Regions from separate parts of the Homo sapiens genome. Here region 2 is linked to region 1. The links are chromatin contacts, found by Hi-C or POLR2A ChIA-PET in ENCODE. All regions are on one chromosome and are shown on one strand. The core of a region is the stretch at or near the end of the contact, and the rest is flanking DNA. Distances in the headings are between cores, read along the strand shown. Region 1 has its middle 46 kb from the start of DRAM1-AS1. Region 2 has its middle 35 kb from the start of DRAM1-AS1.

Region 1 (2,883 bases), core at 283-2,782:
GAAGGCAAGACCAACCAAGTATTTGTCAAGCCTCTGCTTGGATCACATTTGTTAATATTCCATTGGCTAAGTTCAGAATCCAAAGTTAAGGCCAAATGCTCTACTCAGAGGGGGAGGGCAATGCAAATATATAGCAAAAGGCATGCAATAGGGAGAAAGTGAATAATTGAAGCTACTTTTGCAATATTATCTCACTAGCTGACAGCAAACAGTGGACCTTGTTGATGCATGGACAAGCTTGATATATATTGGTGTAGGCAAAAATGGCTTGCTGCCACACTGCTGCCTCTGACAGAGGTGGCTCTAACAATTAGTGGTGAGGAAAATAATCTTCCTGATGGACAGAGCTTCAAACAGTACACTTTGTCATGATGTTGCTGAAGAAGCACATGGCCTGAGTTAAATACTACAGACTTTTGATCTTGGTAACTGGTTTGGCTGGTCAGGGATAAGAAGGGAGCAATATTGGAAGATTAGAGAAAGTGAGATTTAAGGATGAAGAATGTGGACAAAACTATGGGAATGTGTCCAAAGTGTGGAGATTTTTGTAGGATGAAATGCCAGAAAGAAAACACTCACCTGAGGAGGCAAAAATTAGGTGGACAAGATGATTTCTCCAGTAGATGTCAGCCAGCCTTGTCCTTGATTGCCCCAGGTTATACAATGAGCCCACAAATGGAGTAATCGTGGCAGCAGAGATGCCGGCTATGCTTGGGCCCAACAGCTTGGGCTTCCACACTAATGCTCATCTAGTGATGAGCTAGATGAGCTAGGATTCAGCTACTGCTGAATACCCTATTTGTCGGCAGCAGAGACCAATGATTTGGTACTATTCCTTGAAGAGGTTAACCAGTCACTTGGGAGCAATTTATTTGCATTAAATTCCTTCCACCCTGGAAGAGGAGTAATTCTTTCTTATTGTAATTAATTACTACTCTTAATAGGGGCTTTCCTTTCCTTCCAGCAGCACCTCTGCCAGCATTACCCTCTGATAGCCTACAGGATGTCTATTACCAACATGGTATCTCGCATTACACTGCCTCAGATCTTGGGATTATTTTGTAGTAAATGACTAACAACAGGCGCATGAATTGTTGGATCCACTTGTCTTACCGCATACAGCATCATCCAGAAGAAATCAATCAAATAGAACAATGAAATGGTCTATTATAGGCTCATTGTAGTCACCATCTCAGAGATGACATTCTGCAAGGTTGAAGTGCTAATCTCTAGGATGTGGTAAAAGCACTACAAAAATGGCTAGCATATGATGCCATGTCCTCAGCTGCCAGGATTCACAGATCCAGGAACCAAGAGAAAAGAAATAGGAATGATCCTTCTCCACCATTCTCAGTGACATTCTTTTGTAATTGTGCTTCCCATCCCTGCCGCCTCAGACTTTCCTGGAAGTCCCAGTTCCCAGATGGGGTAGGGGGAAGGAACTAGCACACTTCCATGGGGGAGCACAGTAAGGATTCCACTAAGCTGAATCTACTGCTGCCAATCGGTCCCTTGGGACTGCTCATGTCTGTGGGACAAAAATAGGAAGTAATATGTTAACATGAGGAGCTAGGGTTGTGATTACAAAATGAAACAGGAAGAATGTGTCTAGAACGCAGGTGGTTCACTGGGGCATGTCGTGGTGCTTCAGTGCCTGGTAAGAAACAGCAAACAGATGACTGTGATAATCATAGCCTAAACAGGGCAAAGCAATCAAAGCCCTAGAAAACTTAAAGGATGAAGGTCTGGGTCACTATGCTTGACAACCAGCCTAGACCAGCGGAATTTCTGATATAGAGCAGGAGAAATGTAAAATGGGTGGTGGAAGAAGATGATAAGTACCAGTTTTGGCCTTGCGTTCAGTCATAGTGACAGTAATTGTGGCTTGTCTCACTAATCTTCATGTGTAGATTTTAGAAAGACTGTGGCTGGCCATCACCTTGTGTTATCCCACAGACAAAAGACAAAGTAGACTTAACATGGGACTCAATCAGTTCTGAATTGACTGCATTTGGGTAGACTGCAGCAAATATCTCTTTTGCACATTCCCTCGTCCACTTCCGGTATCAGTCACAGCTACATGGATAGTTCTAGGTGAGTAAGCTTGGACTTGTCCTTTCTGCTTGTGAAATCCCACTGCAAGCCGAAGCCATGTATCTTTCTGCTTCCTGTTCCAAGTCTTTCTTCAACACTGGGGTGCTGCTTTTCCACACAGAAGCACAGCCCAGAAGTGCAGGGATAATTAATGCCCCTGGAGGCAACTCAACTAACGGGGGATGGAAATTGCTTAATTAATGTTCCCAGTTTTATTAGGTGGAAAATTTTGGGAGGCATTCTGAAAGCTTCTCAGAGGGTCTTGGAGCACTCAAACCCCAACTGGCAATCTTGATAACATACTTCTTAAATTTTTTATTATTTTTGAGAGAGTCTCACTCTATCACCCAGGCTGGAGTGCAGTGGTTCCATCTGGGCTCACTGCAATCTCCACCTCCTGGGTTCAAGTGAGTCTCCTGCCTCAGCCTCCCAGTAGCTGGGAGTACAGGTGCATGCCACCACGCCCGGCTAAATTTTGTATTTTTAGTAGACACAGGGTTTCACCATGTTGGCCAGGCTGGTCTCAAACTCCTGACCTCAAGTGATCCACCTACCTCAGCATCCCGAAGTGCTGGGATTACAGGTATGAGCTACCTCACCTGGCCGATAATAAACTTTTAAGTGGTTTTCTCCCTTTTCCTCTCCCTGTTTTTTTACTTCTGTTTTCTGGGATCACCTTGTGAATGACCTGTATACACCCAAGTCCTTTTCTCAGGCTCTACTTGCAGGTGAACTAAACTAAAATGGGCACAATTAGTTAAATGCATTTATATATTTTTCACATAAGTA
Region 2 (2,883 bases), core at 278-2,777, 81 kb before region 1:
GGTTTTTCATTATGATCTTGCAAACTTTTGCAATTAGTTGCAAAAGTTTTGTCAATGCCTCTTCCAGTTTGTACTCACTTCCTTTTTGGTATCTCGCTGAAGTCCTGTTACTTGTCTTACACTTCTTCCCTATCTTTTGAGAGGATGTATTTTTGTTGTTGTTGTTGTTGTTTTGTTTGTTTGTTTTAAATTTTGAGATGGAGTCTCGCTCTGTCACCAGGCTAAAGTGCAGTGGTGCGAGCTTGGCTCACTGCAACTTCGCCTCTCGGGTTCAAGTGATTCTCCTGCCTGAGCCTCCCGAGTAGCTGGGACGACAGGCGTGTGCCACCACGCCCAGCTAAGCTTTATATTTTTAGTAGAGACGGGGTTTCATCATGTTGGCTAGGATGGTCTTGATCTCTTGACCTCATGGTCCGCCCACTTCGGCCTCCCAAAGTGCTAGGATTACAGGCGTGAGCGACCATGCCCAGCTGGAGACGATTGTATTTTTACAGACATCAACAATCAAGCACAATATTCTCTCCTCTCTGGCAAAGTGATCCAGGACAGAACACCAGGGGCAACCCACAGACCTTTTGATCCTCCCTGACCTTGTAGCTTGGTGGTTACTGCAGAATGACTCAATGAGTGGGGGACACCAGCAATTCAGTAGTCAGAGAGAGAGAGAGAGAGAGAGAGGAAAGAAACTTTACCTTTGAGAAACTTAAAAATTGACTTGGAAATAATCAGCTTTATGTTTGCCTAAATGTATCCTTTATGTCATTTGGAAAAAGAAAATATTATTTGGAATTACCTATGGGGAGGCATCATAATTTTTTCAGTACCAGGTATTCAGGGACTTTCACCTAAAAACTAAGGATATTTCTTCATCTGCTTACATGATCACTTATGTTCTGTTAATACTGATTATTTCCTATATCACAGACACTGTAAGGAGGGCGTTTCCTCATAGTTAACCCTATTTTATTCATGAGGAAATTAAGATGTAGCGAGGTTGTCACCAGATACCAAATGATGGGGCTAGAACCAAACCCAGGACTGTGACTCCTACGGTTAACCTTTGCCATGCTGACAGTGTGATTCCCAGTCACTGCCTTAGGAGTATGAATTAATTTGTCAGCTTTTCTAGGGTTATATAATATAAGGCCTTGAGAAATGAAACCCTTAAGCTGGCAAGTTTAGAAAAATGGGTGAAATGTTTGGATTGCCACTTCAAAACGGCAGGTCCTGGTTGAAGTCTGGGCATCTAAGAATTGTGGGGGTGGGAGCAGGTGATAGGAATCAGGAGTAGAAACAGTAAGAGAGGGTTTGTATGATACACCTGGTCTTTGGTGGGAATGGGGATCAGTTCTTGTATGAGTCAGTTCTCACGCTGCTAATAAAGACGTACCAGAGACTGGGTAATTTATAAAGAAAAGAGCTTTAATTGGCTTACAGTTTCACATGGCTAGGGAGGCCTCAGGAAACTTATAATCACGGCGAAAGGGGAAGCAAACACATCCTTCTTCACATGGTGGCAGGAGAGAGAATGAGAGCCGAGCAAAGGGGGGGATGCCCCTTATAAAACCCCCACATCTCGTGTGAACTCAGTATCACAAGAACAGTATGGGGGAAACCGCCCTCATGATTCAATTATCTCCACCTGGGCCCCCCTTGACACGTGGGGATTATTACAATTCAAGATGAGATTTTAGGTGGGGACATAGCCAAGCCATATCAGTTCTCCTGCAACCACCACAGCCTGAGGAGGAGCACTGAAGAGGCCAAGGATTCCACTGCGCAGTGAGACAGGGTGCAGCAGGCTTTCAGTACGATTCAGGCTCTGGTGGCTGTGAGGTGTGGGTTCTTATGACTCTCAACTCCTGGTATCTTTTGCTTCTGGATGGTGCGGTAAGAGGGACTGGGGGTTGTCGTCCGTCTGTCTGGACTTCCCAAAGGAGAAGTCATGGTGAGGCCCAGGGAAAGGACCATCTAGGCTATCACAGGGCTGGGTAAAAGAAGTCCTCAGTGCTCACTTTTTAAAAAAGTTATTTTAATTTATTACTATTATCATTTTATTATTATGTTTGAACACTCTTGGTGACCATTATTATTACTTTACTGTGGTAAAATATAACATAAATTTTATCATCTTGGTGATTTTTTTTTTTTGAGACAGATCTCACTCTGCCACCCAGACTGGAGTGCAGTGGTGTGATCTTGGCTCACTGCAGCCTCAACCTCTGGGCTCAAGTGATCCTCCCACCTCAGCCTCCCAAGTAGCTGGGACTACAGGTGTGCACCACCGTGCTTGGCTAATTTTTGTATTTTTTGTAGCGATAGGGTCTCACTATGTTGCCTAGGCTGGCCTCAAACTCCTGGACTCAAGAGATCCTTTTGTCTGGGCCTCCCAAAGTGTTAGGATTATAGGCGTGAGCCACCACCACGCACGCCTGGCCGTCGTAGCCATTTTTAAGTGTGCAGTTCAGTGGTTTTGAATACATTCATAATGTTGTGCAACCATCACCACCATCCATCTCCAGAACCCTCTTCATCTTGTAAAACTGAAACTCTGTGCCCATTGAACAATAACTCCTGATTCCCTCTTGCCCCAGCCCCTGGCAACCATTATTCTACTTTCTGGCTCTATGATTTTGACTATTCTAGATACCTCATATAAGTGGAATCATACAGCATTTCTCTTTTTGTGACTGGCTTATTTCATTTAGCGTAATGTCTCAGCACCATCCATGTTGTAGCATGTGTTGGAATTTTTTCCATATTAAGGCTTAGTAAGATTCCATTGTACATTTATACCCACTTTGTTTACCAATCATCTGTTGATGGACACTTCAGTTGCTTCCACATTGTGAATAATGCTGCTACAAACATGTGTGTACAAAT

The links. Hi-C counts contacts between places; a loop is a spot of excess contacts on that map. ChIA-PET counts read pairs that join two places held with the same protein, here RNA polymerase II (POLR2A). Pooled maps may share reads with other maps.
Region 2: a loop to region 1 is called in a map of B cell, with 5 times the contacts of the local background. The contact joins two enhancer-like sites. A Hi-C loop is called at or near these places in 2 of 168 maps with a recorded cell type or tissue (B cell and GM12878), 8 of 37 single-sample maps with no recorded cell type and 10 of 50 pooled maps. POLR2A ChIA-PET finds 5 or more read pairs at or near these places in 4 of 52 experiments (GM12878, K562, OCI-LY7 and 1 more).

What each region holds. Positions count from the first base shown.
Region 1 is chr12:102,008,824-102,011,706 of GRCh38, forward strand. No RefSeq gene overlaps it. Among named protein-coding and RNA genes, the nearest start is that of DRAM1-AS1, 46 kb to the left of the region's middle. Within about 2 kb of position 1,533, at least 5 of the 41 ENCODE cell types and tissues checked have a DNase peak (open chromatin) inside an H3K27ac peak, as active enhancers do; they include B cell and GM12878, where a contact is called at or near this core.
Region 2 is chr12:101,928,175-101,931,057 of GRCh38, forward strand. No RefSeq gene overlaps it. Among named protein-coding and RNA genes, the nearest start is that of DRAM1-AS1, 35 kb to the right of the region's middle. RefSeq lists a silencer at 2,218-2,267 and an enhancer at 2,478-2,557. Within about 2 kb of position 1,528, at least 3 of the 41 ENCODE cell types and tissues checked have a DNase peak (open chromatin) inside an H3K27ac peak, as active enhancers do; they include B cell and GM12878, where a contact is called at or near this core.